Linked DNA regions of Mus musculus: all the other regions are linked to region 4. Evidence: chromatin loops called from intact Hi-C (ENCODE). Cell type or tissue: left cerebral cortex. All regions are shown on one strand. Links, peaks and the distances in the headings refer to the core of each region. The heading gives the core; the rest is flanking DNA.

Evidence for each region. Hi-C counts contacts between places; a loop is a spot of excess contacts. Peaks named below come from ENCODE experiments on the same cell type or tissue, not always from the same donor. Only the 100,000 strongest peaks of a DNase experiment are listed, where the experiment ranks them.
Region 1: it touches region 4 in a loop (2.1-fold over the local background); 12 of 42 quality-filtered maps call a loop at or near these places.
Region 2: it touches region 4 in a loop (1.9-fold over the local background); 9 of 42 quality-filtered maps call a loop at or near these places.
Region 3: it touches region 4 in a loop (3-fold over the local background); 12 of 42 quality-filtered maps call a loop at or near these places.
Region 5: it touches region 4 in a loop (2.0-fold over the local background); 2 of 42 quality-filtered maps call a loop at or near these places.

Annotation. Positions count from the first base shown.
Region 1 is chr14:99,944,402-99,950,958 of GRCm38, forward strand. The region is part of intron 4 of Klf12 (Kruppel-like factor 12); the gene reads right to left. Among named protein-coding and RNA genes, the nearest start is that of Gm22970, 170 kb to the left of the region's middle. In left cerebral cortex, for the core only: a CTCF peak has its summit at 3,552; a DNase peak (open chromatin) is centred at 3,418.
Region 2 is chr14:100,006,919-100,013,475 of GRCm38, forward strand. The region is part of intron 3 of Klf12 (Kruppel-like factor 12); the gene reads right to left. Among named protein-coding and RNA genes, the nearest start is that of Klf12, 140 kb to the right of the region's middle. In left cerebral cortex, for the core only: a CTCF peak has its summit at 3,043 (motif pointing right); a DNase peak (open chromatin) is centred at 3,060.
Region 3 is chr14:99,928,820-99,935,376 of GRCm38, forward strand. All of the region lies in intron 5 of Klf12 (Kruppel-like factor 12), which reads right to left. Among named protein-coding and RNA genes, the nearest start is that of Gm22970, 160 kb to the left of the region's middle. In left cerebral cortex, for the core only: a CTCF peak has its summit at 3,254 (motif pointing right); a DNase peak (open chromatin) is centred at 3,268.
Region 4 is chr14:100,454,975-100,461,531 of GRCm38, forward strand. It overlaps Gm34199 (a long non-coding RNA gene), which reads left to right. Exons shown (of 6, transcript XR_003951137.1): 4 at 841-1,033; 5 at 2,213-2,408. Among named protein-coding and RNA genes, the nearest start is that of Gm26367, 40 kb to the left of the region's middle. In left cerebral cortex, for the core only: a CTCF peak has its summit at 3,380 (motif pointing left); DNase peaks (open chromatin) are centred at 2,328, 3,479, 4,332 and 4,991; H3K4me3 peaks cover 1,047 bases; H3K27ac peaks cover 1,693 bases.
Region 5 is chr14:100,372,065-100,378,621 of GRCm38, forward strand. No RefSeq gene overlaps it. Among named protein-coding and RNA genes, the nearest start is that of Gm34199, 42 kb to the right of the region's middle. In left cerebral cortex, for the core only: no CTCF peak of the experiment used is centred there; a DNase peak (open chromatin) is centred at 3,049; H3K4me3 peaks cover 497 bases.

The sequences.
Region 1 (6,557 bases), core at 1,039-6,038, 510 kb before region 4:
TTACTCCTGAGCCACTTTGTTCTGTAACTAAGGGTTTCAGGCCTTAGTGCTAACTGCTGGATATGAAAAGAAAAGGGACACTCCAGGCAGAAGCGAGGGAATGATCTTGGTGTTGTGTAACACAGCGGATCTGACAATGCACTCTACAGATACTGATTGCTATGTGGGATATTACTGCTCACGCGGGGTGATTTACATCACACAGAAGAGGCCCGGCGCACCACCAGGGCCCTGTACACCAGTTGTTCTATTTATACACACTGACTCATCTGGGGCTCCAGGCATGTTACGATTTCACTTGATTCTGAGCTTTTCTTCTTTTTCACTTTCTTGCTATGTTTGAACCTCTTTGATATCTTAATGTAAAAATAATTCTCCCTTCTATGGGTGCGAGGACTGAACCTGCTTCTCAGATTCTGTGTCATAATGACTGTTAAGAGTTAGGAGACTGACGGCTCTGCTCTTCAGTGCCTCCAGGAGGCGACACGAATGACTGGCAGTAAGAGGTGGCATGTGGAGTCTCGGTCCTAGACACAAGCTATGAAGCACTGATGAGTTTCTGGGGGTGGGGACACTATCTCACCCACATACTGTGCGGCCACTTATGACATCAAGGAGAACTGACACAAAGAAATGTGGGGTGCAGACTGTCTAGCCGCCTTTCCTGGGATTAACCCAAAGCGTTGCCAGCTAGCAACAGTGCATTCTAAGGCAAGTCACAATATCTACCCAGATCTCAGTATCCGCATCTGTCCAAGGGACATTGTTACAGTTATGGGAAACACACAGAGGACCACAGCCTCGAGCGTTTGTAAGAGGACTGAAACAATCCCATTGTCTAGTCACCTAGTGTCCCATGTCCCTATGATATTGCTGTAAGCAAAACTACAGTGCTGCCAGTGACATCAATGTCTATCACATACAACCATGCTCAGTGCATACCATGACATCTGATAGTGATGCTCAATGCACAGCGAATAACATCTAATTGCGATTCTTACTGTCCACACCACTGATTTATGTATGAATTATACTGTTAAAGTTACTTTAGAGTATATGACTGCTACTTGTGCTTAGAACAAACAAACAAACAAACAAACAATTTAAATGCTTTTATCCGTACTGGGTTTGAACGCAGGATCTAACAGACATGCTCTTCAAGTACCCTACCACTAAGGTACCACCCAGCTCCACTGAAGCACATAGCACCATGCAACTAAAGTCTCCTTTACTAAGTCTCCTGCCCATAGACATCCATACCACCCCTGTTTTCCAATCTGGTGTTAATTTTCAACCTTCACATCCCACACTATCGTAATTTGTCACTCTTCTCTCGGCAGCTCTCTTGTCTCAAAAAGTGTGGACCATCTTCTAAGCTTTTCTGCTTCTCTTTGGCTTGGCCTTTCAGCCACAAGTGTGTTTAGGGTTCACTTTATGTCCTTTTTCTCTCCCCATGTTGATGCTTATTCTGTTATTAACTGAAAACATTTCGAACATGGCTCCCCTCGCCATCTTACCACCTACATAATAATCAGAACAGCCATTTCTTACTGGGTTTCCTTCTGCCAATTTGTCACCCTTTGATCACATCATGTCACCTGATCACATTTCCAAAGAGCTAGCTGTCCATGTGGCATGAAACCTAAGCATAAAAGTAAGCAATTACCTGAGAGTCTCTCAGCTGATCTTTCCAATGTCTCCCCTAGCATACAAGTCTTAGATGGAATCAGTGTGCCATGCTTTTTTCTAACTTATCTTTTATGGTATGAGTGCCTTCCAGTCCACAATTCCTGGTGATGGATAAGAAAAGAGATTACCTACTTCCAACCCTTACTTTGTCCCTTTCAGGCCTCAATCAGACCAGGGTTTCTCAGTCCTATGCTGTCTCTGTGGGGACAGGAACAAAGGAGGCATCTCAAGAAATAGCACTATGACACACAAGGCTGTCCCATGTAAGAGAGATGGCTTTCTATTGACAAAAGCAGGATAAACTTCACACACCAAGGTTATCAGAAAACCAAATAGACAATCCAACAGCAATAACAACAACAAACCCACTGTCTCTCTGGCTCTCAGGCTCTGTGTCAGGACATTGCATCCTACTGAAAGAGTCAGAATAAACTACTTCACAGACCAAGGAAAGTTTCTATAGGACATCACTCTTCTAGCATCATTAGGTATTTAATAACTCAGAAATTAGCACACATAAATACTTGCTATTGCATTGTCTGATTCCTCTATTATGTATAAGCCAACACCTTTACCTACAAACTACGCAAATGGCCCCAGAGTCCTTTTAAGTATTCACTTTACTGCAAAATAATTCACTTGTCAAGGACTTAGAAATAAACCCACAGTTATTATTAAGTATCAGCATGTTTTTATGCAAAACATATGAAAGATAATTTAGAAATAATCATTGGCTTTGCTTTTTCTTAGACTCAAAGCATCAGGAACAAGTTCTCATGAGTATTCAGGCTAGTCCAGATGGTATGTTAATAGATACATGCTACACCTGGACAAATAAAGAGGATGCAAGCATTAAGTGAAGTGATTTACGAGCATTACAAATGCCATATATCAAAGTGTATGAGTCATATCATAAGTAGGTGTTTCATGTGTTGGTGTGAGTCCATGGTTTATGCTGTCAACCGTCTAAGCAAAAGAAGAAATTTTACACACATACACACCACTTTCTCTAGTTAGTATAAAGAACAGTTGATTCCATTTTGATACTATTATCCATATATATGTTGTCAACATGTTAACATATTTTTTAATCTTTCTTTTAGAGCCTTTTTTGACATCCTCTCCTATGTGAAGGCATCAATATTTTTAGAGGCATGGAGTGAAATTAAACAGCATATGGAATTCATGTTATGATCATTGCCTTCCACATTTACTGTAACACTTATCCTGATGCAGCAGGCATTCAGAGACTTTACATTAAAGTGTGTTAAAAAGTATAGCCTGGGCTGGAGAGATAGAAAACTCAACCAAGGACCTGTCTGTCATAAAAGCACGGGGGCCTGAGTTCGGCTCTCCAGAACCCAGGAAGAACCTGGCTGTGGAAGCATGCTCAGAGAACCTTAGCACTGAGTCACCTCAAGAAGACCGTGAATGGAAGCTGTGAGTTGAACAATGTGGTCTTGTCCAATGGTGAGAAAGAACTAGGATGTGAAGATGACATTAGAATGTAGATGCTCCGGTGGATGTCTAAGGAGACAGGAGCAAGGGCAGGAGGACAATACCAACATTTCTTCTATTGTGTGGCTCTCTTATCTCTTCTATGTAGCCAACTTGGATGGGATGCCACTTACTCATATTTCAATGTAAACTATTACTTGAGTATTTCCCCATCCCAGGCAGTGCCTTAGGCCTCCGATGTGCTGTAGATCCCTGCATGCTGTGGCAGTGACTGTATCAGATGTAGGAGGCGCTCTTGGTTTTGACAGATCTTCTGGTTTCAGGCTGCCTGTCCTACAGAGTCAGGGCACAGAGACAAAGGCCCACACAATGCCTTGTGCTGAGCAGTGGCAGGTACAGTTAAACCACCAGGGGGACATATGAATAGAACTATGAAGTAGACATGGAAATTTCCTAGTGAGAGAGAAGAGGGAAATTTTAAAGGATACATTTTGCAGTTAAGGAAAAGGAAAAAGGAATTCTAGAGACATAGAAATGCACTGTAGGATGGAAAAGTAACAAAGAAGACTATCTATAAGCTGGGGGAGAGACCTGGAGGAAAGGAGCTGACAGGCCTAGGCAGGGGACTAAGGGTCTTATGTAGTATGCTAAATATTTGACTTAAATGAATTAGAGGACAGCTACCAAAGGATTTGGTCATTAGATTTGGTACAATCATGCCTATAAACTAGAAAGCATCGACTTGGCTGTGGTGCACAGGATGGCCTGAGGGGAATGGGTGACTCATGAAGAGCATTTGGAAGCGACAGTCATAATGTCCTAGGCGGCCCAGGGGAATGGTGGTGGGCAGGAGGAAGTGAGAGGAGGATGGATTTATAATAAAATAGGATTAACACCAGGTGTGCTGGTTCACACTTGTAATCACAGTTCACGGTCGAGAAGGTAGTATGTGAGCTTGAGACCAGGCTGGGGTTAAGAATAACTTGAACTATATATGGAGATATGTCTTGAAAATATAAAACATTGAAATGTACTTACCCAGTTATGCAAGACTCTGGGATAGATCCTTAATACAATAAACTCACTTAAAAACAAGTAAATAAAATATACACACACACAATTTGCTCACTCAAAATCAACAAAACCAATGACAAAGAAAGAGATGGAAACCATGCTAAGTAACTGTGTATCCATTATAACCTGTGTGTGGAAGTGTGGAACAGGCTAGTGTGATGTGGTTTATCAGAGTATGGAGCAAATGATTGTGAGCTTGTGATGTTTGTAAAACTCTGAGGACACAGGGCTAATGCAATGCTAGCAGATAGTCCATCGATCCATGTGGCTACTCTGCTAACTCCACTGTAAACACCACCACATGGTGTGTATGTGAGGTTTAGTCAGGGTGTGCAAGGTATCAAAATGAGGACTGCACTGCCTGGGTCCTGTGTGGAACTTGCTCAAAGTAGCCTCTACATGATTTCATGAATATGATGGAATGTGAAAGAAGATCCCGTCTTCTTCCTCCAGTTGAGACCGGGAAGGGCAAAGTCAGGGATGCCTGCTTCGTCTGAGTATCCTCTACAGCATCACATCATTGCCTGGGCAGCTGCAACTAGAGAGAGATGTTGCTCCATACTTTCAATAAAACCTTGTGTAACTCCCCCCACCTTCACCGCCACACAGAGCATTCTGTAAGATTTGATACAAGTTCAAATGAGGTATGGTACAGTAAGAAAATTAAGGTAAGAATATATAAGAAAGACCTAAGAGTCTGAGGTAAATGAAAGAAGCTGATACATACCATAAAGACTTCCAGACTTAATGAAATGTGCCTAGGGATGAGACAGAGTGCTTGCCATGCACGCATCAAGCTAAATCACAATCCCCATTGCCTAGGTAGAAAATCAAGATTGCATGTTTCTGTTATTCTGGTACTCCTACAGAGAGGAGAGAGGCAGAGACAAGAGAAGCCCTGGAAGTTCATTGACAGCTAGCATGGTGTATGCAGCAACCAGCAACTAAAAGAAACCCTGCCCCAAAGAAGGTGGAAGATAAAGGCTGGACCTCAAGACATTATGGACACATGAGTCTCTCAAGATTGATGCTTCAGTACTTAACTCTGTTGTCTCACAGGACGTCAGGCCCAACACCAAGAACACTAGAAGATGACATCCACATGGCCCTTATTAGAACCCATCCAAGCCAACCCAAGAAAGAATAGAACCTTGAGCATAAATGGGACCAACATCAGTTCTGTCATTGAATACAGAAACCCAGGAGAGATCGAGGGAACACCTGTTACTATTCCTCACCTGCAGGTCTACGTGTCCTTGTGAGACCTCTGTCATCCTAACCCTCATTTTCATAGTTAACTCATGATATTAAGAAGTACTTCCTGCAAACCTCCCGGTCAACTCTATGAGCAGAGTGACTTTAAAAACAATTATATATAATTTCTTTTGTAATTTGAGATTATAATTATATCATTTCACCCTTCCTTTTCCTCTCTTAAAATCCTCCCATATACACATCCTTGCTCTCTTTCAAACTCATGGTCTCTTTATAAACTAATTGCTCTTCTATCCATATACAGCAGACATGTATTTTCCTAAATATATAAATACAATCTGCTCAGTCAGTATAATGTGATGTACATGCATATGTTTTTGGAGCTGACTATTTTGTGTGGAATAAGCAACTGGTGTGCTCTTGCCTAGGAAAGACTGCATCTCTTGCTCTCAGCCTTCCTAGTTGCCTGTGTAGGGCTGAAGTCTTGTGAGCTTTCCTCTTTGCCCCTTAACTTGTCTCCAGGGTTATCCTTGTTCAGTTCATGTCTAGGCAGTCATGCTGTTAAGTACTAGGAGACACAATCTCCTAGCATCCTCTTTTGTATTTCTCTGGCTCTTAGGATCTTTCTTCCCTCTCTTTCACAGTAAATCCTTAGCCTTAAGTACAGGTGTTGTATTTTAGATAGATCAGCTGGAAATAGGATCTACAGCTCTGCATTTTGATTGGTTGTGGCTTTCTGTAATGGTCTCTGTTGCAAGGAGAAGTTTCCTTGATGAGGGGTATGGAGTATAGTTACCTGTCTGTGGACCTTTTCCATCCTTCCTTCCTTCCTTCCTTCCTTCCTTCCTTCCTTCCTTCCTTCCTTCCTTCCCTCTTCCCCTCCCCCCTCCCCCTCCACATCCCCCTCCCCCTCTCCCTCTCCCTCTCTCTCTTCAATTAGTGACTTCTAGTGAAACAGACCCAAGTATTAACCTTGCCTAAATGTCTGTTCGGGTCCTTATCCATCTGTCCAGCTTTCTCTTCTATAATATGTTCCCCCTTTCTGATCCACTCGCTCTGGCCACGCTTTTCCTTATCCTCACTCCAGCGCCTCTGCACACTGTGCCTCCTGCTCAGCTCCT
Region 2 (6,557 bases), core at 484-5,483, 450 kb before region 4:
CTTCATAGGCTGTTAAGACACTCTTATCAAGTAACATCTCCAAGGACAATAGCCGGCGGGACCCTATTTCATCCCATCCAGAAATTCCCTGGTTTGGTGAATCAAGTAGTTTCTTTGATGATAATGTTGACATCCTCTCTGCTCTCCGTCATCTGCCCTAGTGTCCCTACAGATAAAAGTCACTTCCCTAATCTGTGCGCTGGCTTCAAACAAAGTAAAAAGAATAGAACCTGAGCAGGCTGGTAATTCAAAAATCTGTAGATATATACATACTTATTGTAAGGAAACCTACAGAAAGTGAAGTGCAATCATTTCTGTGCCTATTGGGAAAACCAAAAAAAAAAAAAAAAATCTATTGAGGAAATGTTTCAGAGAGCACAGGTCATAAAAATAAGGGTGGTAAAATACACCTTTCACTTCCTCTCCTTCACCATTTTTATTTATTATGTTCAGTGTAGGCACAGCCAAAACTTATAGTCACATAGAGTATACGAAATAAATCTAAGCGGAGTTAAAAGCCTTCGGAGCAGTGGTGAGCTCAGGTCTTTGCTGAGGGTATAGACAGCACATATGTTGTGCACCTACCATACGCAGCATCTCATGGGAAAACACATCAGATCAGACACCACAACAGCATCACACTATGCTGGGCACACGTCCTCCGTTCTGCATCTGCCGGCCATGCTTTTCCTGCTCTGACATACTCCTACCTACTCTGGTAGCGGAATTGTATGTTTCTTCAACTTTCACCTCAACTGTCCCCTCGTCTCCCTTCATTAGAACATTATGACTTCCTCCAGAGTAACGTCCTTTGAGGATTTATGAGTGAGGGCCCTAGACGGTTTCCTCTGTCTGAAAGGTCCCTGTGTTTATAGACGATTGATTTCTAGCATTTACTTCTGGCAGAGACCACAGCAGAGATGATTAGAGGAGCCTTTAGATTAGCACAGAGGAGACAAAAAAAAATGCAATCAAGGAACTGACAATGCCTTCTAAACACAGAAAGGTTCAAGACAATTCCCACAAAGCGGTCTAAGATTTGAGCTTTCTTTTGCTTAATACACCTTTAAGGCCAGGGAGCTGAAACGGGAAACCAAATCTTCCTTTTATGGCTGCAACAAATGAGCCAGCCACGGTAAATACATCATTGATTCTTTCTCACAAAGAGATACTTAAATGCAGGGTGCAAGTAAGAGGACCATTTTCCCTTCGACTTAAGGTTTGTTAAAGTAAATTTATGTTTTCAGCATGCACTGCAAACATGGAAAAACGGATTGTACCTTCATCAGTCTTTAAATCAAAACAGCTTGCTATCTGGTAACGACAGGCGTAGCGGTCGATTTATTTCATAAAACTTTATGTACAAAGAGACAGTGTCTATGAACTTAATGGAGAGAATATTGAGTCTGGAAGGGTAATTTTTATTACAGTTTATAGTGGGATTATCCATACTCCACAGTTTCCAGATTTTACGGTTGCACAGTGTTGATGAGGTTAGCCGCAGTGCAGGGTCAAGGGGTGGCGGGGAGGCACACATAATTTCTTATACTGGGAAATACGACTAGCATAACTATTTAATATATTATATAAGACACATTGCTGATTCTAATTAATTATCCAGGTCCAATCAAAGTCCTCTTTATCATATGTTCACAGGTAAAATATTTTACAATATATTACAAAAGCATAAGAAAGGACTGACTATAATGACCATACAGCACAGTGTTTTCATTATGACCCTTTGAGAACCTCAAGAATGCTTCTCGCTCACAGGAGTTCAACTCCAGAAACCATTAACATCCACGCTGTGTCAATTGTCTAAAATGTAATTCAAATACTATTTCTGAAGAGTAAGCACTGTGAGATTAAGGAAACTCAAGGACAGTGCAGAAACAATATATACTCAGGAACCCAGAGACTCCAGATGGTTCACTGGAATAAGTAGTACTAGACCCGAGGAAGGAGGGTAGGCATGGATTCTGACAATACTCAGATAAGGCCGGGAGAAACCCAGAGAAGGAGTTATGGAAAGAGAAATACGGTTGAGGAGGCTTTTCAAGTTGGTTGGTACCTCCACAGAAAGGGAGTCACTGAATGCATTCAATAATGGAAAGTCTTTTTGATTTTTGTTTTGTTTTGTTTTGTTTTGTTTTGTTTTGTTTTGTTTTGTTTTGTTTTGTTTCCTGAGCTTATCAAACTTACAGCCTATCTCCCCAAAGACACGACTATTTATTTTTATTTTATTCTCTCTATGATGACGATTTCTTTGCTCGGGGGTGTGAAACTTGCTAATAGCATACAAGTTGGTACACATGTGCTTTGACTTAGTGAAAAAAAAATTAAGCCATCCCTTTAAAATGTGAAGCGATGAAACAAAGGACATTTTAATTTTACTAAGAAGAGTAAAGATAACAATGTATAGGACAGAAAAATGGGGGAAACATGCAGAAGGCACGTCTTTTCCTTTTGAACCAAATTAAATAATGCCTTTCACATACTAGAACTCTTAAACATAATATATACATAGAAGACATATCATATATAATGTATATAAAATATATATTTAGCATTAAGTTTGAGTTCTCTAAATAGCCATCTATTTTTAAATCTCTGCCCCCCCCCCCCTTTCTCCTCGAGACAGGGTTTCTCTGTGTAGCCCTGGCTGTCCTGGAACTCACTTTGTAGACCAGGCTGGCCTTGAACTCAGAAATCCCCCTGCCTCTGCCTGCCAAGTGCTGGGATTAAAGGCGTGCGCCACCACTGCCCCACTTGTCTTTTTGTTTGTTTGTTTTTTAATTTAGTGAGGGCGTGGTTCAGATAGGGTCTCATGTATCTCATGAACTTTGACTCCTCCCTCCACTTCCCTAAGTTCCATTTCTAGAATTATAGGTGAACACCATCAAGCTAAGATTTTCTCAGAAGAGATTCACTGCACCTTGTTTTGACTCCGAGCTGGCAAAACCATGGACCATCCTAGGAAAAGGGTCTGATACGCAGTAGCCTTCAATCTCCCTGTGTACGATTTGTACTATTCCACCACTAGGTGGCAGCACAAAGACTCCAGTCCTCAAGGTAAATCTCAACTCCTTAAGACTTCTGGGACAAAAGATTTGGTGAGATATGCAACAGAAAGAAAACTCGAGCCTTGGGGAGGAATAGTGTGGGAGCCAGGCATGATGGGCCAGGCCTGCAGTCTCAGTTCTCAGAATGTGGAAGCAGGAGGTTCAGGAGTTCAGGGCCTGCCTCTGCTTCATAAGTGTACATGTATATGTATGTGTATATATGTGTATATGTATATATATATGTATATATATATATATATATATATATATATAAAATTCATGAAGAATATTATATACACACACATATATATAAAACACACACACATATACATTGTACACATATTTATATAACTGTGTGTATATATATATATACACACACTTTATATATAACATGTTATATATTATATAATATTTATTATATTATATATTATATGTTATATATTATATGATATGTGTTATATATTATATGATATGTGTTATATATATGTATATATATACTAGTGTGTATGTATGTATGTATATATTATACATACACATATACACACACTCACTCTGAGGCCAGCCTATGCTACATGAGACCCTGTCCCATGTAGTAGAAATTGTTAAAAATCCCCACACACACACTTTTTAAGTTTTGACAATTACTAGGAGTCACCCCTCATCTACTCTTCTAACTGCCAGCCTGACTACCTCTCCAGTGCTGTACCCCAGATACTTGCTGTTTCTCCTGGCCATGTGCTCATCGTTTTTCTCCCCTCGTTTTGTAACTAAAGAAGTAGCCGAAGCCACATGTAATGGCCTTCTTGCCCAGGCAGAGCAGGCAGACAAGAAGGGAAATCAAAGGCTTCAGGCAGGGGGATGATCCTTGAGGAATTTGGACTGTGTTTGATCAGAGTCATCACCTCTGCAGCAAAAGCAAAACGTGACCCCCGTGCTATGTACTGCTTGCACTAAAGACTGAACGGAACTCTAAAGAAAAGTTAAGTTGCTGGTACACTTGAACTTTTAGAAGATGGTTTAAGCATTTCTGTATTTTAATCGAGCTCTTGTTTTAAGATATCTAAAAGAGAAATTTTAAATGCAGAAATTAGTACATTTAAAATAGTAGTTAATTCTTCCTATGTCCCTTCTAAATTCTTTTTCTTTAAATTTTTTTATTTTATTGTAACACACACACACACACACACACACACATTTAATTTGCTTGGGTTTCTTAAGAATTAGATATTCTGTCCTTCTGATTCTATTGACAAAGAACATTCATAAATTATTGTATATCATTTATAATGTACAGTGTTGTATGACTTTGTTCAGTAGAAAAGCCCAAAATACCATGGGTAGACCCATACTTTGGCTACAGATCCAGAACATTCACAGGTGGAATGTCCCCATAGTCAGATTCTTAATGAAACATATTTAAGAAACATTTTGTTTAGAAAAACACCATCCTTTAAAATATTAAAAGAAAAATTAAATAAAAAGCTGATTGCTTTTTAGGGTGGATTCTGGAACGCTATCTTTGTCTCCTTGGGAGTATCAGAAGAAGAAACAATCCTCATCACACTTTTTCAGATATAAACATTGTATTTTCTTTAAAGAAAACAAAATATTAAGGGATAGTAACTTTGAAAGGAAGGGCACTGTGTCTCTGACCAGAAATGGCTAGCATGGTCTGCGATGTCTTCATTTTCTTTAAAGGAAGTTTTGCAGGTTTGGGATCGAGAGGACCATGAGGAGGGAAAGAGGAGAAAGAAGCTACCATGGAATAAAAGAGGAACATGCAGGAGCGGATAAAGGAGAACACATGATGGGTCAGCTGAGCCATAAAAATGTGGCCCTGAGGGCTGCTCACTCAGAGTGAAGAGCAACCCAGGTGGAACATAAAATAAGTAATAATTTGGGATTATTGATATGCTATACATTCTATCAGCATGGAGGGTAGGCAGCTGCCCGGTTATTGTGCTGCTTAAGGCATACTGTAAATATGAAGGTTGTGAGTGTGTCTTTCTTCCAGGAGCTGAATAACTAAGGGTGGGGTAGAAACCATCTGACACAATCTTTTAATAATTTCTTCTATAGTCCCACTCCCAAACTCAATCCCAAATGGATAGGATAGCAAAAAAACAGATGGAGGTAAAGACAATTAAGAGAAAGAGAAATTAGAGAAAACATCCCAAGGAGTTGCTTTCAAACCCTGGTACCATAGTAAAAGGCCTGCCATTGTGACCATTTCAGCCTGACTCAGCGCGCATGCGCACACGCACACACACATAAACACACACACACACACACACACACACACATGCGCACACTAACACACAAGCACACATTGAAGCTGATGTCCCAATACCACATTGCTTGTGCATGTAAATAAGTTAAATCAACACATTTCATGGATTAATATGTTTGATTGCTGTTCTCAGATTTGCTTTTAACCTATTCCATTTTTATTTCACTTCTGTAAAATATCTAATTTTCAGTTGATTTCAACTGTCCCCAGCAGGAAAAGTTCACAACATGAAAAATACTGTATTGACAAATCATAAAGTGACATGTTAGAATTTTGTTTCTTTTTAAATGAACTTTCCTTGCTGGTAGTGAAGGATGTTGCTGCCACGTGAGTGGCATACAAAACATTTATTTTATATATGAGCTAATATCTAGGAGATTAAAAGGAGATGAAGCCATCTGATTATCAAAACCATAATTGGCCATTGATCAAAATAACATTCACCCCACAGAAAGGTTCCTGGAGAAAGAATCAAGTATGTGATCATTGCTTAGTAAATTACTACCATTTCCTTCACTAATAGATAGACTGGTATCAATTACATTTTTTTCCCTAAAGAATACAATTAAAATATCACTTAATCAATTTCCCGTTAAGAACAGAAAACATAATGAAAGAGCTTAGACAATAGTAGCATAGCTTGGAAAAGGAAGAGAATTATTAAGGGAACGAGAAAAGGGGAGGCGCAGAGTGTACAGCCAGACAGTTGTCAATTATTCAGAAGCCAATTTACAGCATCATTTCTGGTGATTCTTGGAGCATGAACATCTCTTGAATAGTATAGTCTCCCTTCTCAAATTTGTTCATTCAAGGCCTTATATGTCACTGAGTAAATTATTTGCTAGACACATGTCTATTTGCCCAATAAGTAGATATTTCTTGCAATGAGTGGAGATCCCAAATATCAAAATCGTTCACTATATAACTAAAACATCTGATGTGGAAATGGGTTTCTTCTAGTGCATAGCACTACTAGTGCTACATTAAATAAGATTATATTTAGAAGTATCCTCTCAAGTGGGGGAAATTAAAAATTGATTGCCTACTAGCTCATATTCTAACTGCCAGAGAAAACGCATCAGGTGGGCGCAAAATAAAGAGTCCACCCGAGTGCTCTATTACTATAACGAGACATTCTAGGCAGAAATCTATTTAAACATGAATTAGAACCCTTTGCCATGAGAGAATGTAGTCCTGGGCAAAGG
Region 3 (6,557 bases), core at 924-5,923, 530 kb before region 4:
ATTAACCAGCAATATAACCAGGCACACCTGGGAGTAAATTATTGATTCCAGAACCCGCTGCCAATCCTGCATTAGATTTTTCTGTCACAGAGAATGCAAAAATCAGGCAAAAGTGATATTTCAATAATTGGTTTTCCCCAAACTGACAATTAAGAATTGACATTTTATTAATAAGCAGGGTAACAAACGTGCATGGTCCCAATCGGTTCACATCCTTAACTGAGTAAAAATTGTTATAGGCTAAATTTAATTTTGAGTCCCTCTGAAAGCTCAGAGAGAAGCCCTCTCCTTTCATGCGATGGTATCTGAAGATGAGATCTTCAGAAGACTAGGTTGAGAAGAGGCGTGGACTAAGGGTTAACATCCTTTCAAGTAAAGGAAGAAAGATTGCAGCTCCCCTTTGTTCTCTTCACTTGGGGAAATTACCAATAGAAAGTGGCCTGCTGCCCGCCACGAAGGAACTCATTCCTTGATTTGGACTCCCAGCCTCCAGACCTGGGAGAAGACAATCCCTGGGGTTTAAGGTGCCTGGTCTATAGGATTTGGCTATGGCTGGTGGAATTTTAATCTGCGGAGCTCCAGCATAAAAGATATTCTTGTTATACTTTCCTGCAGTGGAAATGGTTGTAAAGAGATTGCAGGTTTGCTTCAGCAGCAGATGGGACTTGAACTGGCCTCCCTTGAGTTCAAAGCCTGCTCTCCAACTTCCGTGTCGTTCAGTTGTTCTTCGTATGTATTCAAAACCGGGTCAGTTTTAAAGGAATTAAAATAATTACTGGAGAATACAATCTACGTTTATTGCTTTCAGAGGCCACATCTCCCTCTGTGGCCAATGATAACACTAGACTTTCTTGGGCAGCCACTTCCTGTAAACTGTCTTCAATGCTTTGGCCCTTTCAGTGCTTCAGGTTTGTGGGGACACGGCCTGCTGTGATCTTGCGCTCTAGCCTCTTAGTTCTTGGAACTATAAATGATTTAAGTCTTTACCCCAAAGATTGACACTCTTCTCGGTGCTGTTTAAAATTCTGTAGCTGTTGAATAAGCTAATAGACTAAAGAGCAAAGTTATCTAAGCGCCTGTTCAAGCTAAAATGGCATGCACATTATTCCTATTAAACCTTGGATCCAGCACTGAAGTTATGTTTCACATCCAGAGTTGCAATGTCTGAGGGTTATTTGTGCTTTGGAAAGGCATCACAGTAACAACTACAAGGTCAATTTTCAAATCCATTAATATAAGCCACAAATAAACCCGTTCAATGAATATACTCAAAGGACACAGATTTGTTTTGTTTTGTTTTGCTTTGTTTTTTTAAAGCCACACAACACTCATTCAGTGGGAGAACCTTCTGCGTCAGACTAATTACAATCACAAGGAGATAGGAAAAGCAAGCTTGTATTAATCAAGCCGGTTTTCCCTCTGCCATGGAGAACTGGCTGGCAGAGCAAAAGCAGAGAGATAGAGCTCCCTCGCAAGCCCACTGAGGAAACCCCGGATCCAGTGGAGAAAGGATGGTCTCCAAAGGCAGGTGGAGGCGAGGAGTGCAGTTAGAACATCTCGAGATAGTATGTGGCTCGTGGAAATGAGGAACAAAGAGAAATGTGGCAAAGTTTGTATTGTTAAAGCATTATAAAGAAGGTTTACTTAAGAGAAAAAAAAATGAAAAAGACAATGCCGCAGAGCCATGTTTTACCGACTTGCCTCATAAGGCTTATGAAGTCCTCTCCTACAAAGTCCCCTTCGTTCAGCATCGGATTATCCCTATAAATTAAATAGGCAAGAGCAGGAAGGACTCAATGTTGTCTCTGCATCTCTTAATTAGGGAGCGACAGAGCAGGTGTTGCGCGTGAGCTTCAGAACTACACGTCTGTTTCACACACACACACACACACACACACACACACACACACACACACACACACTTCAAAGGTTTTGTCCAGCACAGTAGTTACAAACAGGCAAGAAACAGAGACGATGGTTTGACGTTTAGAGATGGTTAACAGGAGGCAACCCCTCCCTGCTCCCCAGATCTGAGCTCTTCTGCTCTTCTTGAAGTATGCTTCAAGAGATGGGAAATGGTCACCAAAAAATGGAAAGAAAAAAAAAAATCACCATAGTTAGAAGAAAGATGTGCTGATCCTGAGTTTGATTTGTTCTGCAAACTTGGACAAATCTTTCAAAACTTCCTGAGCTTCCCACTAACAAGGCGAAAGTACCGAAACGGATATAGTGGCTTTAGTGATCAGTGTGGCCGGAGCCTGCTGTGGCATGTTCCGCTACTGAATGTGGCTGAAATTTAGGGTCCAGGAAGATGAGAAAGTTCACAGGAAGGAAAATGGGCAAGTGCTTGTGCATGATGCGCAGGGCCTCAAACATCTGGGAAAGGACTCGTGTGCAATGGTAAGGGCTCTGTGCATGATGCGCAGGGCTTCAAACATCTGGGAAAGGACTCGTGTGCAATGGTAAGGACTCTGGACTTCCAAATTCTTGCCAAAACAGCTAAGCTAGGAACCCAGGAGTAATTCCACTGGCCTTTGGCAGTGATCACTAGGCATGGTGAAAGACCCTCTATTGAGGGATGCCAGTGAGGAGCTTAAAGGAGTGCATCCAGCTAGGGATGGTGAGGGCATGCGGAAGGAGGAGGAGGCAAGAAACATGTAGCTCCGGGGTCAATCCAGGCATCTGGTATGCTCTTGGATGCAATTGCATCTTTCTCCAAAATGCTAGGATTATAGGCAGTTACCAGGTTTTTACATGATTCAGGTGAGGCTCAGGGTCCTCTCCTCTTGCCCGTCTTCCCAGGACTCCAACCACATAGCTTGCCCCTGCCTCCTGCCCTGTTTTAGGAAAAAAGTAAAATTGCACGAGCCACACAATTTGATGAGAAGTGGGGCATCCCTAGTGGAAATTTTAGGATAACATTGGAAAAAAGGTAGCCCAGAGTATGGAAAAGACATTACCCACTAGCTTGCAAATGGCTCACAAATGTGCTGTGGAGGACGAAGACTTTCAGAGAGTTAGAACTAACTGCAGGAACAGAAAGAAATAAGGCTGAAGAGAACAAAAATGAAACACACAAAAACAAAAACCCCGAGCCACTACAATCTTATTGAGCATTCAAGGCCCAGTTTTAATGGAGGCTAGAAGGCCAAATGAGTCCATTCCTGTTTAGAGGTGGAGATGATGTCCCTAGATTGCATTTTGGTTTTAGGATTGTATGACATCAACCATTTACAGCTCTCAGCGACACCCACTTCCACCTCTAGGTGGCAGCAACTCTCTTCTGTTCTGAACATGGTTTCCTCCGGCCTTTGTTTCTGTTCTCCATGGTAATTCCATACTTCCTTGTCTTTCACAAATAAATACCATGCAGGTTGGGGAAGATTACTGTAAATTACTTCCACCGAAGGACATCAGTCCACTCTTAAGTTAAGCTACAGGGCTTTGTAAACTTCACAAAATAATTCAGGTCTAAAAGTGAAAAATAACAGGAGTGAGTTTGCTTGTCTCTTGCATTCCCACATAAAGTAGTATTTTTCTTTACAGATGTTTAAGGAAATGATTAGAGGAATGGGCAAAACCTATGGAAATAAAGGGATTTTGCAAGAATATTAACATCACCCTATGGGTGAATAAAGTCATGGCTTTTTTTTTTTTTTCAGACTGTTAAGTAGATATTCTGATATATAAATGTTCTCCGTATTTTTGTAGCTCAGGAGAGCAGTTCCAGTGTCCACACAGTGACAAGGACACAGAGCACTGCTCTTCTGGGCAAACTGAAGCAAATTCTGCATCACTCCCTACAAGTTCCCTTTTCATCCAGCTGTGGCACAAACCCTTTCTAGAACATATATGTACTGATTGTATTGAACCACACCTTAAACCTCCCTATAGGCTCAGGATTCTACATTGTTTCGGAGACACCTGAAGCAAACTGTAGCCTCGTCAGGGTCTGTGATGAGTACTAGGCACGCCAACGAATCACCAGGGCGGTAGGAAGGAACCTTTTATAACGAAGACCAAATGGGATGGTTACTAAAGACCTAGGCTTATAAAGCGTTTTCCTTCAGGATGCCCCAGTGAGGAGTAGGATTTCCTAAGCACCTTGCTAAAACTGCAACAGTTTGGGCCTGACATTCTTCGATTGACGTGAGACAAATACAGTGATGCAGGAGTTCAAAGGCAGATGTACAACAGAACGCAAGCTTCTGGCCACACACTCTGGGCATCTCCCAGGAAGCTCTGCTGTCCTCTGCCCATTTTTAGTATCAACACAACGTGTGTTTTCCATATAGACAGGTTATTTTTGATTATGTGATTCAATGTCCGATGAGGATAGAGGGATGCGGTGGTTAGAATGAAACGTTGGGCACTCCGTGGGAAAGGCTCTGTGTGTTTTCTGCCTTAGCATCCTTGGGTTCTGGCTATTGAATAACAGGGTAGCACTCGAGAAAGTCACTTTCTCTAGCTACTGTTAAAAGTACATCTTGGTATCATCAGAAAGATGAGAAACTACAGCCTCCCAGGGAAATCATTCAAGGTTCCTAACTCTGACAGTTTCTTTCCCCCTTTGAACAGAAGAGAAAACTGAAGGTGGCCAGCCTGCGACGAGTGCTCTCCACGGCTTTGCCACTAAAGCCTCCTTGTCTTTCAGGAAACCACAACTCCGTTTCTTCCCTCTTCCTCTCCTTCTGAAATAGCCTTAGTCCTGTCAACACCCAGGCCCTTCCTCCTTAGCCCAGGGCTAGATACAGCCCAGTCTGAAGTCCATCATAAGGACCTGTCTTCCCTTACGCTGAGTGTGAGGGCCAGTGTTGGGCTGGGCTCCTCTGGGTCAGAGCTGCCTGCTAAGTCCTTCCGCTGCACCTGGCCTGTTGCTCTGAGTCAGGGGTTCTGCTTCTGCTTTATCTTCTTTTACACCCTATCCGCTTCTAGAGTCCCCATGTTCCTTGGTTTATGGCAGTCTGAGTCACTTAGTTGCCTTTACTTCTAACTGGAGACTCCCATCTGATAAAGGGCGCTTATTTAGGTGAATGGAAACTTAGAGACAACGGCTTCCCCCGAATATCCCGTGCATTCCAGCAGAATGGGCAGAGGATTCCAGCAGAATGGATAGAGAATTCTAGGAGAATGGACAAAGGATTCCAGGAGAATGGATAGAGGATTCCACAGAATGGATAGAGGATTCCAGGAGAATGGGCAGTGGGTTCCAGCAGAATGGATAGAGAATTCTAGGAGAATGGACAAAGGATTCCAGGAGAATGGATAGAGGATTCCAGGAGAATGGGCAGTGGATTCCAGCAGAGCAGGCAGCTAATTAGCTGTGAATATATATAGTGAGGACCAACGATACTGTGTTGTTGTAGATATTTTGATAAATACATCATCTATTGCCCTTTTTCAGATAGTAAAAGATACATATTATTAGGATGTTTTGCTATGCCAAGACATGTAATAGTTAGTTTTAGGTAAATAATCAAGAAACTTTATAAAGACCAGCGGTCAGATAAAACCGTCATTAATAATTTGAAAGTACTAAACGCTTGATTACTTGGCTGTCTTGTGTCCACAGAGACTCCTCTGTGCATGCGAAAACTGGGAGTGGGGGTAGATGTAGATCAGGACAAAATTATAGTCCATGGAACGTCCCTACTGGTAGGCCTTTTGGAGTTATTACTGCACGCACCGTTCCCAGCATCTTCATAGATATAGTGAGAGTTTTGATTGGCTTCCCATTGTAGTTGTTCTTCTCTCAAATACTTATATGGAACATAGCTCGTTCTCTTTCTCTCTGTCTGTCTGTCTGTCTGTCTGTCTGTCTGTCTCTGTCTGTCTGTCTCTCTCTTTCTCTCTCTCTCTCTCCCTCCCTCTCATTTGCAATGACCAAATTTATGGTAAAAGAGCAGGTATCTCAATCGTCTGTCATGGTGCACACCTGTAATACCAGGACTTGACCAGAGGAAGATATAGATTTCAGTGTAGCCTTAGCTACGTGAGATATATGCTAGCCTGGGCTACACAAGACCCCTCCTCACACCCCTAACCAAAAGAGCAGTCAATGGTACTGTTATATGGAACACATACATATTTTCATATTGGAACACACTATTTTCTGCAATGCATATATTAATAACTCCATTTGTTCAGATTTCATACAGTATCTTTTATTTTAAACTTTACTATCTGAGCAGGTTTCGAAGGGAAAGCAGCCTGACAGAGGATAAACATGTGATGTCATTTCAAATTCAGTAAGCAACAGGACTTGTAGGTAGCTTTTCTATGTGGAGTTTAAATACTCAATGCGGTATCAAATGTACCCCACAAATAACAATTATATGAAGAGTCAACAAACACTAGAACTAAGCAAATTATTTTAGAGCATAAATTAACGTCCTTGTTAGTGTGAGAATGATGTATTATCTTGATAGTCTGATACCTGTTAGTCCTATACCTTGACAGTCCTATACCTATGCTGGCTGCCGCAGTGAACAGAAGCCATGAACCAACAAGAACTATTGTCCTACGTGTCCGGACAGCAGGTCTGCAGTGTAATGTTT
Region 4 (6,557 bases), core at 1,011-6,010:
TTAGTGATTGTCTTGTTGAGTATATGTGTATGAATGCATATACCATGGCCCAGTCCTGGTCTTAATTCCTTCAACCATATGGACCCTGGGCATCAACTCAGGTTGTCAGGTTAGTGGTGTTGTGCTTTACAAAAAGAAAAGAGAAGCCAGAGATATGTTTGGTGGAGGCTCAGGATGGGGGAAAGGGTGCCTCTGCGGGCCCATGCTGAGGCATCCCTTCCCCCTGAGGGACCAGCCATGAGAAAGTGAGAGAGAGAGAGAGAGAGAGAGAGAGAGAGAGAGAGAGAGACAGAGAGAGAGAGAGACAGAGAGAGACAGAGAGACAGAGAGACAGAGAGACAGAGAGACAGAGAGTAGAGGATTAGAGGCCTGCCATGAGCACGTGAAGAGAGAGGGGGCGGGGAATGGGAAGAGAGGGGGAAGAGGCTAAGGGCCAAGAGTAAAAGAAGAGAGCAAGTGAGTGAGGAGGGGGCAAGCAGCCTCTTTTATAGTGGTTGCTGCTAGGTAACTGTGGGGCGGAGCCTAGACAATGTGAACAAGGGGTTGACTCCTTTCCGCTCCTGTTGATTTGTCTCCTCAGCTTTAGCTTCACGTTTTATGTTCTCAGCTCACCAAGCTTGCATAGACCCTGGAATCCCACCATTATGCCTAATGCCAGATAAAAGTAGAGGTTCAGCAAATCTTTTATATAAACACAGAAACAATCTTGGCTATAATGTTCCTCAAAAGTTATCATTCAGGAGCTCTTGGACAAGCCTCCATTCTTGAAGAATAAACATGAGATGCTGTTTGTAGAACACAGGATGCCTCGGATGCTTACAAAGTTGTCTCATTCTCCAGGTGATCCTTTTCGAAACGCAGAGCCCAGATCACATGGAAGGCAACTAGAGCAGCATATATAGAGGCTTCCTGGACTCTCACTCTCGCTTGGCTGGGCCCTGTGGCTCCTGATTCATTCCTCCCCTAGGGAGAGGCACAGTAATCCTGAAGACTGTAGAAGATAGCAGCTTTGAGGATGAGGGTGATTCTTGAGGTAGGAGCATCATTGGAGGAAGTACAGAAAAGGGGTTTCTGCACAGCTCCCCTGTTCTCAGATCTCAAATGTACTTGGAAGCCCTTAGAGTATAACTAGAATATGTCATAGACTTATGATGATATTGTGATTTAGTCAACATCCCCTATTCCATTTGACAGTAGAAATATATTTATTTTCACTCATTGAATACGGTCTTTTGGGTAGGTCTGTGCTTTCTGAAATGAGAGTCAATAAATTCCAAGGGCACAACCATGAGATTAGAGGGTTATGCACATTTCTCTCGACTCACATAATTTCTCTCTATATGGCAAAGTACAAGGAGTTCCATATAATTCATGGGGCTCACGGTTTTTCTTGTGGGAATGTAAAATTTACTTGAACCACTTACTTTTTAAGAGATGAAATGGATATAGTTAGACCTACCTGGTGTGTTTTTTGTCTTTGTTTTTATTTTTATTTTTTTTACTCTGTGGAAAGTTGGCTTCCTGTTAATTGCATGCACGGTCTCAAAGCTCTTTACAGAATCTTTCATAAGTGATATTAATAGTAATGGTAGATTTTTTATTAATAATGCATAATAACAATAGCTCTCATTAAAACAACATCAGTTAAGTGATTAGAGAAATGGTTGGAGTTGTGGTTAGAGAATGGGCCTGCAGACATCAGTCCTGCTGAAGTCATTTATTTTTTCCTTATCAAATAGAGACAACTATAATGAGCGATTAAAAGCTTAATAAAATTCTGCCCTAATTGCATAACTGCAGACTGGGGGTTTTGTTTGTGGGAATGTCCTTGGTGGTATCTTATGATGAGGTTTCCCCAGGAGAAAGAACAGAAAACAAAGCATCCTTTGCAAGTGCTCTTAAGTGAGTCATGGTTTTCTCATTGCTTCCTGTACTACAGTTACCATCAGGAGTGGAAAGGAGCAGGTGTCTGGCTTTCAGTCCCAGCTTTGTTATACACTTCCAGCTGACCATATAACAATGGCTTTGACGCTTGGCTTCTTAACCGTTGTCAGTCAAGGATTCCATTGACTTAGTAGATAATTTCACTAACCAGTGTTCTACCAGGTGCCCTCTGAGCGCACCCTGCACCCTGGCCATTTCCACCTTTGTCCAGAGGCTCTCATTTCCTGGGTTTTTACTCTGCCTCTCTTCTGCTTCTGCATCTTCACAGGCACAGGAAGGCCACCTATGGCCATACAAGCTTAGAATCCTGCCACTCCAACTACTTCTCTGCCAGCTCTTTCTACTCGCCCCCAGACAACCAAGGATAAGCAAGATGAATGAGCTCATCTTAAGAAGCTGAATGCTGGGGAAGCCAGGCCAGCTCTTGATGCTTCCTTTCCGGTTCCTTTCCACGCTATATACAAGTATGTCCTAAAGTAGGAATGAAGCAATGTCTTCAGTATGGATGTTAAACCTCTACAATGATCAATGCAAGGTAGAGGGCCACTATGTGCAACAATGTAAGAAAAGTCTGGTAGAAAGTCTACTGAAGTCATGATGAAAATGGTAAACACTGGACTCTCAGGAAGACAAAGCAAAGTTGAGAGCAGTAAAAGTATTCAGGGAGTCTTCTGAAGATCTAAACCTTAACTCTTAGGGAAGAAAGTGTGTGTGTGTGTGTGTGTGTGTGTGTGTGTGTGTATGTGTGTGTGTGTGTGTTTGAGTGTGTGTGTGTGTGAGATAGAGAGAGAGAGAGAGAGAGAAAAGTGTGTATGTGTGTAATATTTATAACTTATATGTATATGTGTTATATATGTTTATACATATAGTCACATTTTCTAGATGTATAACTTAGAAAGTTAATAATATCAACACAGTTTTCTAAAAAGTGAAATTCAGACTTCATATAGCTTTGTCAAAAAAAAGAAGTATTAAGCAATGATAAAATATGAGCTGACTTAATTTATACTGAGGCTCTCAGGAAATTTGTAGTTTCTGAGTGCGATCTTAACCCCGACAAAGTCAGCATCTATGTGTTTAGGCAGGAGGCTGACCTAGTCTGGAAGCATCAGAATAAATAATACCTCATTGTATTTGCTTTGGCTTGCCATGAGTATTTCCCCACTCCTGGACTCCATGAACTTTGCTGAGTTTTCTATTCCTGACTTCTGGTATTTGGAATGGAGACTCATAAATGGAGATAAGAGCCTTGAAATTATGGTCCAGAATCTCTTCCTCTGCAGGCAAGCTTTAGCTTTCATTTCTAATTTCCCTTAGAAGGAGAACACACATATTGTCTCTCAAAATTATTTGAAAGGAAGCTTCATTAATCACTACGTGGCCACTTCTTAGCCTTAGTCCCAAAGGTCTGGTAAGCTTTAAATCCCTAGTGACACCTGCTGGGCAGACCTCTGCTCCTGCTGCACCCTTCCCTCAACCTGCCTCTTCCACACAAAACTGCTGGCCAGGAGGTGGGGGGCCCATTGCTGCCTCCTCAGTGTCCAGCCAGTCTGCTCTCATGCAGGTGACCCTCGCCCGTGTAGCCTATTCTCACGGTTCCTGAGTTCCTCTGCCTAGGCCCCAGGAATCAAACAAGAAGCTACCAAAGCAAGGCATGGAAAAGAGTGCTGGGGTGAGAAGGGAGGGAGAAGGAGAGGGAGAGGGAGAAAGGGAAAGGAGGCAGAGACACTGACAGAGAAATGGAAAGACAGAGAGAGACAGAGAAAATTTCAACATTCGGCAACCCCCCCCCCCCCCCAGCCCTAAGTTACTAAACTGCTTCTTTGTCTGTAAACTCTGGGGTGAACGATGCCATTCAGCCGTATGTTTTGTTCAAGCACAAACCAAATTATGCTATACTTGCGTATATCTGAACATATTGGTTTATCTTACATAGAGTTTAATTGATGCAAACTTGAACTTCAGTGTGTTAGATTTTCAGGGAAAACACCATCCTGCAATTCAGAGCGTTATGTTTTTCTTTGAACAAAGAGGAAAAAAAAAAAAGGAAAAAGGCAATTAAAACCCTGCTTTCTTTACTTCATCCACACTCTCCAACCACTACAGAAATCCTGTTTAACCTCTTGGAGTGTGACCTCTTCTGTCCTTTCCTGTCCAATGGCAAAATTTCCCTCTGAGCCAACATCTGCATCCTTGGACAGATGTACTTGTGTGCAAAGTCCATGTTAGCTGATCAAGCGTGGCTTTGTTTGCACTTATTCATTGCTCACCCAGCACTGTGTAAGTGGTTTTGCATATTAACTAAGTGCACAGTAACCTTTCTTTACCTCCTTAGAGCTCCACCCCCTCCCACCCGCCGGGGGAAATCAACACTGTTACTCGCCTAGGAAGCTGCCAAGAGGTTGTCATGGCAACCGTTCAGCTTTCAGCAGCTACTTTTCTGGTTTGAAGGGGAGGGGAGAGGAGAGGGGAAAAAAAGCACCATCCACCCAACACACTGAGGAGAACTAGGCAGTTTTCTGATCAGAGTTCAGATAAAGAAAGTCACAGTAATTTGTGGCCACTGACTAAAATAACCCCGGGGATGGGAGAGTTACCACATAAGAAGCAAACTAAAAAGGTAAGCGCAAGAAAAAGGCAGTAATTAAGTTATTCGGTGGTGGTCACAATATGAAGTATTTCGGATTTTGTCAGCCCATGTCATCTAAGATGTTATCTCATGAGTCTTTTTTTTTTCATCCCGAGCCAAACAAAGATGATTTTTTTTATGGGATTCCAAACGTCAGGGAGGCAGCGCAGGAGGGTAAGCCAGCCCCAGAGGGGGATGCTCACATCTGAAAGTCATTTCCCCAAAACTTCATTTAACCCAGGAACAATGCGGCTCTCAGGCACCAGGAGCTGGAACCAGGTGCAGTGCCAGGTCAAAAGGCAGCCTCCGGAGCTCCTCTCAGTGGGGGTGGCTGGCTAGGTGTGCCCAGAAATGGTCTGATTTCAAAGGAAGGTCTGGGTAGGGCTAGACAGGAAAGGGGCAGAGTCAAGAAATGAAAGTTAAGAAACCTAATGCCCGTGGGTATAGAGGCACCCAAAGCTCTGCTAATCTGTCTAGACTCCTGTATTGTCAGAAGAAAGTAGCTCAACATGACTCTTGGTGGCAGTGAGCTGCAGGGTGTGGCAGGAAGGGGCTCTGAGCACTAGAGTGGAAGGACTTGGAACCTGTGTCGCATCCTTTTTGTTCCCCTGTCTGGCTGTCTGATTGTCCGCCTGTCTGTCCATCTGTCCATCTGTCTGTCTGTAGCACCTACTTTCCACTGGCCAACAAATTTCCCAGCATCCTCAGTATTCAACCTTCTATATTATTGAGCCCCTTTAAGAAACAACATAGGAACACGTTTTGCCGTAGTCGTCAGCACACAAGCTACTTTCTGAATCTTGGATGTGTTCTTCAGAACCCAGCCGCAGCTACAGCATCCAGATACATTTAAAGGAGCTAATAATAACATGGAAACAAAATAAAATAAAATAAATTGAATAAAAGAAAATAAACATAGATGGGGCTGGGTTGTGAGTAAATAAAAATATACCCCAACCACCAGTGCTGTTTCTAACACGTGTTTTCTTTAATATTTTACTCGATTTTTATTATCTTTTTTTAATGAGTCTTCATGGACTGTACTCTCGGGTTCCAGCACCGGTTAAAGGAGGTATCCTTCAGTACCGCTGTAAGGTTATCATCCCTTTCACTAAATGATGGTAGGGAACTTTTGGCATGAGCCAACTTGTGCTCTGACCTGAAATCCAACTCCCTTTGCCAAACTTCCTGTCTCTGTGGTGTTGCTCACTTGCATTTCGGATTTGACTTTGACAAGCAGAGAAGAGTTGAGGGTAAGGAAAGAGGTGGTGGGCAAGGCCGTGAAAGAGATGTCTATAAACACTGAAGACATACCATGGCTGAAGCCAATATTCTTCAAGGTGGAGTTCAGAAGTACATGATGACAGACCTTCAAAGATCACAAGGAACAAGAAGACAGGAGTGTGATGAGGCCCAAATAAAAAGGACCAGGACCTATAACCATTTATTCTGGCCAAACTGCAAAGTTCTTGAGACTAAGAAGGGCCACTGATAAGATCAAGAACCTTGCCTTGATGCTGGACTTTTTTCCTGCAAAGCTGAGGGAAAGTTCTAAGAGCGAAAGGCAGAGCAGAGCCTCCCCTATGTCACGAATGTAGCTAGAGGCCCCGGCTTACATAACTGTCACAGGATACAGAATGACAGTCCCTCAGCCTACAGTAAATGTGATTAAATTATCTCATCAGACCCGTTCTCCTGAGGATTTCTACAATTTCAGAAAACCATCTGTTAATGTGACCTGTCTGCTAGACCCCCACACAGCGCAGGACAGAGACATTTGTATTCAAAGACATTGCTCCCTCCAGTGATCCGTTGGAGGCCTACCAAGTTTAGTCTCTGCAGCCAGTTGAGGACAGGAATGAGACATGGGGAAATAACAGGGCAGGAACGAGATCGAGCAAAGAGAAAATTCAGAAATTTGTTGTAACTCAGGCACAGATTCCTTCAGCTGACCTGATCTAATTCCAGCAGCGGCTCTCTCTGA
Region 5 (6,557 bases), core at 1,041-6,040, 83 kb before region 4:
TCTATTTTGTGTGTGAATCTGGTTGTGACTTGGACGAGTCAGAGACCCCAGCTTCTGGGTAGGATTCTGGGAGTCTGAGGTTGGTTGGATAATTGTACACTGTTGCATGCTGTGGAGTTTGGGGACCACTTAAGGAGGTGTAGTGTGTTGCTATCAGCTGGTGTCTATTTTACTGCCTTTATTGGAAATTGCAATCTTCTGTATAAAGAATTGTCTGTAAAGTCAGGATAAGTCACTATGCCAATCCTAATGTAAATCATAACACATGCACTGATTCAGAGAGTGACCTCAGAGTTATCTTTCTATCTACTTTTATTTCTGTGTTGTATTTGGAAAATGAACTTCTCATCATGTTAACAGGTTTGTGTGTTTGTATTTGTGTATATGTGTTGAATGAGAATACCCTCCCTAGAGGCACCTATGTTTGAATGCTTAGTCTTTAGTTGGTGGAACTGTTTGGGAAGGATTAAGAGGTGTGGCCATGTTTGGAGGAGGTGTGTCACTAGGGGGTGTGCTTTGATATTTCAGTCCATGCCATTTCTAGTCAGCTCTTTTTCTGCTTTGGCTTTTGTGTTAAGATTTAATCTCTCATTGATCGTCTCAGCACCATACCTGCCTGCCTTCATGCTTCCCACCATGATGGCCATGGATCCACCCTCTGAAGCCACAGTATTTCTTCTGTAAGTTGCCTTGGTCCGAGTGTCTCATAAGAACAATTGATAAGCAGCTAAAACAACATGTGTCCTTATTCATACTTTTAATCTGTAGATAGTCTAAGCAGTTTTATTTGTTTTTGTCCAGTGGTCACTTTCACTAGTTGGAGGGCAAACTCCCTAAACACACAGACTCACAGAAAATCCACTTATACTTCTCTAACTATAGTTTGATGATTTAAACCAACTGCATTCTGATAAGAATAACAAGCCAACCTCTGCTGCAGCAAAAATGGGCTCAGGTGGAGTTCCTTGTGACTGATCTGGGGACAGCATGAAAAAGAGTCTGTCCTCCCAGGACCACTGAAGTCTTTACTCTTTCCCTGGACTGTCTGAAGAAGCAGACAGAATGAAGCCAGATTGTGAGATATGCAGCCAGGCACACGGGCATTTAAATGTGTTAACATTTTTTGTTACTCAAGTATATAAAGAGAAAAAGGTATGTGTTACAATGGCGGTATTTAGCTCAAAATATGAACATATGAGACTTGGTGACCACATAAAGCTGAATAAGGAATTCTTTTTTTCTGATGTTCTAGGATGCAGAGAAAGGACTGGGCGCTTTCTTCATTATTTATTAAAACAAAGCAAAGCAAAGCAAAGCAAAGCAAAGCAAAACAAAACAATACCTAGACTCAGAGGAAACAAAACACACGGTCACTGGAGATCCTTCCTGGGCAGAAAAGCCGAGGAAAGGCTTAGTTGAATTTTAAGGCTTCAGGAAAGTTCAGTGTAGATTCTAAAGAGAAAGCTCTTCACCCGATTGTAGGGAACGTATGATTATAATAAGGAAGGAAAACTGCTAACTACCAACTCTGTTGCTGGTAATTAATAGCTTGCAAATGAGGTAAATTCAGTCTCCAGCTGTCTCCCCTTGGTAATCTCTGATATTGTGTTACAATTATGGATATGACAGCTAAATCAAATTCCCTCTCTTTTGTTCTTCCCTTTCTACTTTGTATGTGCATGTGTGTATATTGTGTGTGCATATGTATGCAGGTGCACATATGTTTGCACGACTTGGCCAGAGGACAACCTCAGATGTTATCCTCGGGAAAACTGTTCACTTACTCCGAGATTGGTTTTACCATCAGCCTGGAGCTCAAAGTTAAGCTGGGCTGGCAGGCTAACAAGCTGCAGAGATTCCTCTGTGGCCACTTCCCCCGTGCTGGAATTATAAGCACGAGCTGCTGTATCTGGCACTTTTTATAAGAATATATATTATTTGTGTGTGTGTGTGTGTGTGTGTGTGTGTGTGTGTGTGTGTGTGTGTGTATACCCTTGTGCTGGGACTTCAGGGGCCAGGAGAGTCTTGGATCCTTTGGAGCTTGACTCACAAACAGTTATAGGTCACTCTACATTGGGTGCTGGGGACTAAACTCAGATCCTCTGAAAGTGCACAGATGCTCTTTATTCTGTATCATCTCTACAACATCACAACCAGACTTTTCAGAGGGCTCCATGGATCAAACTCAAGTATTCATTCTTGTAAAGTAAACACTTCACTCAGAGATTCATCCTGGCCTTGCTTTCTGTCTCTGACCATAAAACATTTCATTAATGCAGACTACAATTTTTTTACCATTTGGCCTGACCAGGATTCAATCTAGGGATGGAGTTTTCAAGGAAACAAACAAGCAAACAAACAAATGTTTTAATTACTTATTTATTACAGGCCCCTTCATATGTAGCATGGAGTAAAAAAAATTTTTTTACAATAGCTGGTTCGTAGAATGTTCTTTGTAACACTGACTACAATAATTAACTCTCTCTCTTTTTGTTTTGTTTTTTTTTTGTTGTTGTTGTTGTTGTTTTTGTTTTTCAAGACAGGGTTTCTCTGTGTAGCCCTGGCTGTCCTAGAACTCACTTTGTAGACCAGTCTGGCCTCGAACTCAGAAATTCGCCTGTCTCTGCCTCAATAATTAACTCTTATGTGTCTTTAAAGGCACCCTTTAAAGGTAGCTTTGTGCAACTTTGGCTATGTTCCTTATAGAAACATTGACTTTTTCTAGAGGCTTTGGGCTTCTTGAATATGTTTAAACATTATTAAACAATAGACTCCTTCGGTTTCCAACAATGACCTCAGGCTCCCGTTCTGCACGTTCCGGACAACGGCTCGTGAGTGGCTCATTTGTCTCTGGCTACTCTGGTCTTTTCCTTCTCCTCATTTCTTTGTGTTGCTATTCACTCACAGGAATTGGGTAATCTGTACAAATTATCCCTTCCATTCACTGATCCCAGGGATACGCGCTGCATTGCTAATTCTCTCCCAAGCAAAATGAAAAGGGTTGACTCTGGGATGAGAATGAATGAGGCTCCAGCGAGACTTGGCAGTGCGAGCCGTGCTGCGCTTTTCTTGCAGACAGCCTGCTCACCACGCACGGGATTATGGACAACCCAACAAAACACCGCCCAGCACACTGACAATTTATTTAATCCTCAGCATTAGAACAAAACCCAGAGCAGTTATGACTTACAAGCCAGTCTGCAAGTTTCTAAACGTTTGGCATCTGTCTTCTCTCCAGTAATATACTAATTAGCACTTTTGTTCTCCTTCACTTGCATTATCTAAGTCAGGCACAGCGTGGCACATGAGACAGGCAAACATAATAGTCCTCATTCCTTCAGGACAGAAATCGAAGGTCACATACGTGGCAGAAGGAGGAGTCCATCCATCCTCAGATCAAGTGACAGCCCATTCATTTTTCAAACCACTAGGGCATATGCTGATTCGATTGCTCCCTCTTTGTTTTACCATCGTCTCCTAAACCAGCACAAAGCTCTTACCACCTGTAAGACGATGGAGACAGACAGAGAATACAAGTCCTATGATGCTACACCCTGAAGAGGCAAAATGTAAACCTTCTTCAAATGTAAAAGTGACCCCTGTACATCCTTTAAAAAGACTTTGGTTAATCACTAAATTAAAATGTGTGGTCATGTGTGTGCCTGTGTGTGCATGTGTGTATGTGTGTATGCATGTGTGTGTGCGCACATGTGTATGAGTGTGAGTGTGTGAGTGTGTGTGTGTGTGTTTGTGTATGTGTGTGTGTATTTAAGAACTGAATCCAAGGCTTTATGCATTCTAGGCTAGCACTGAGCTAAAAAGTTCTGCCTGGGAATTGGATTTTTCTTTTATAAACAGATTCTCTTTATATATTTTAGAGTGTTTGAGCCTATTAGCCTGGGGTTACTGCTGTGAGTGAGCCACAGCCTGCCCAGATATTTTTGAAGTTTTATTGTTTTGTTTAAAATATTTGGGATGGGATGAAGAAGAGGGGGAAGGGGGGAAGGAGGAGGAGGGGGAGAAGGAGGAGGAGGGGGGAGAAGGAGGAGGAGGAAGAGGGTGGAAGAGGAGGAGGAGGAGGAAAAGGAGAAGAAGAAGGAGAAGGAGGAGAAGGAGAAGAAGAGGAGGAAGAGGAAGAGGAAGAGGAAGAAGAAGAAGAAGAAGAAGAAGAAGAAGAAGAAGAAGAAGAAGAAGAAGAAGAAGAAGAAGAAGAAGAAGAAGAAAGAAGAAGAAAGAAGAAAGAAGAAAGAAGAAAGAAGAAGAAAGTTATACCTAAGTTCATAGAAGTTAATTTTATTTTTGGTATCATGAATCTTCACAAATTCAAGATCATCATTTATTAGTTCAATAGGTGTGCAATACTGGAATAATGTTTTTATATTAATAATGAGAGCATTCCAAATTCATTTACCAGAATCAAACACATTGAAGAGATTATCTCTTCTCTATGAAACCTGCCTAAACTCTGCTTTTGAAATCCTGAGACAGAACTGACCCTCAAACCTTTTAACATGACCTTAACCATATGCAATTCAGCCTGTTACAATTTGATGTCTTAGGGATTTGAACTTTTGGTGGCCAATCTATTACTAATTATATGTAATTAAAGAAAGAAAAACAGAATACCACAAAATTGAAAGCATATGTTCTTTTAAAAGCATACTCATAATTTAGTTTGAGAATTTTGCTACTATTAGTGTTTCATAGTGTTACTTCAATGCTAAAGAAATTGTGTATTCATGTGTTGAAAGGCAGATTCACACCCCTTAAACCCAGGAGATAAGATTTGCTGCCTCTACTTTCATGTTATGTTTTGTAATCAGAACATTTCTTGAATGTTTAAATGATACATTTCAATGTAATACGAATGTCTGTTAGAATCCAGGAAACAGATGGCATTAAAAAGCCTACAGGAACTGGGTATTGTGGCACACACTTGGAAACCCAGCACTCAGAAGGCTGAGGCAGCAAGGTCATGGATTTGAAGTCAGCCTGTGCTATACAAGTTAACAGTTAGCAAGGCTACATAGCAAGACCTTGTCTCCAAACAAACACAAAATAAAACCAGATAGACACATGTTTGAACAGCAGGGTTGAGTACATATTCTTGTGTGACATGTTCAAGCAATGGGTGTGATGTCTGAAGTGGAAACTTAATGGTACTTTGAAATCTTGGTTGGATAGTATTCTGCTGGGGCAAACACGTGAAGGATCACGTCGTTAAAGTGGACATGGGTGAAAGGGTAAGGTAGAGTCATGAAGGGAATGTTTTTCTGAAGTAGACACAGGAGAGAGGATGCTCTGCTAAAGCAAGAACATGAAAGGACACATATGAAGGATTCTTTGCTAATGATACATAATGTATTGTTCCACCTTATACTTTGTAGTTGAGCTGCAGATGTTGGGAGGCCATAGAGAGAAACACACCAATAAACTTATGGTGGTATGCTGCAATTTGTGGACTCCATGGAGTGATGGAGACAGAGCTAGCTGTGCAATACAGTGGAGAACTTCTCCTGGTGTCCCTCCGGATCCTTCCTGCTAACTTGAGCGAAAGCTGAGGCCTGGCTGTCTCTGCTAGGTCATGCCACCTCTGTTGCTAACACCACTCTACTGAATTGGACTGTTGGTGTATCCGTGAAGTGTTTGTGAGTGGGTCAAGCTGCTGCTGCCTGCTAACCTATGAACTGAACTGCTGATTTCCAGACAACACAGACAGAAGATGCTCTAAAGAACCTTTCTAAACAATTCCACTTCCCCCATTATTCTTTTTTCCCACTACCTCTGGTGGGTGGTGGGCTACAAGTGAGGTTAAAGTATTTAAGGACCATCATTAAAAATAGGATTTGAGAAAATGAAAGTTACAGATGTTTAGGATTGAAAGTAAATAAAAAATATATGTAATGCTTAGAGAGAGGAAGCAGAGATCTCCTGTGGACTGGGAATGACAGAAGTCAACGCACTATTGATTTTTTCAGTGGCCTGAGTACTGTGAGAGGGGAGAAGATAATCCAAAGATTTCAAGAATGAGAGGTGAATACAGAAAAAAAGATAATATCTCAATCCAATTACACACAATCATGAGTGACTTAGCAATATACAGGTTTTGTGTCAATTAGAAATATTTATGAAATAATCTTCATACCTAAGGAACTTAAAGTCTTATCACTTAGGCAAACATATTAAAGCTCTTTTCCAGTCAGCAATAATGACTCAAAGCTTGTTGGTATTCCACAGATGCCAGCCAGAACCTGCTCTTCCTGGTGTCAACTCCCATCTGTAAACCACAGTCAGAGCCACTTAATTTCTTTCCTATGACATGTGAATTTCCTAGGTTAACCCTGGGGGCCAAAGACCCAATCCTCTTTACTTTTTCAATTAAAAAGTTGTCATTTTGCTTAATGAGCTTAACAATGTCCTGTCTCACCATGATTGTTAGAAACAGTGGCCTAGCAACTCCGGGTTTCCAATTTTCCCTTCCTACCAATCACAGCAGCAAATTAGGGGCGCATAGAACAAGTAGTAACACAGAGGGAGCTGGAGTGTGGGGAATGGGT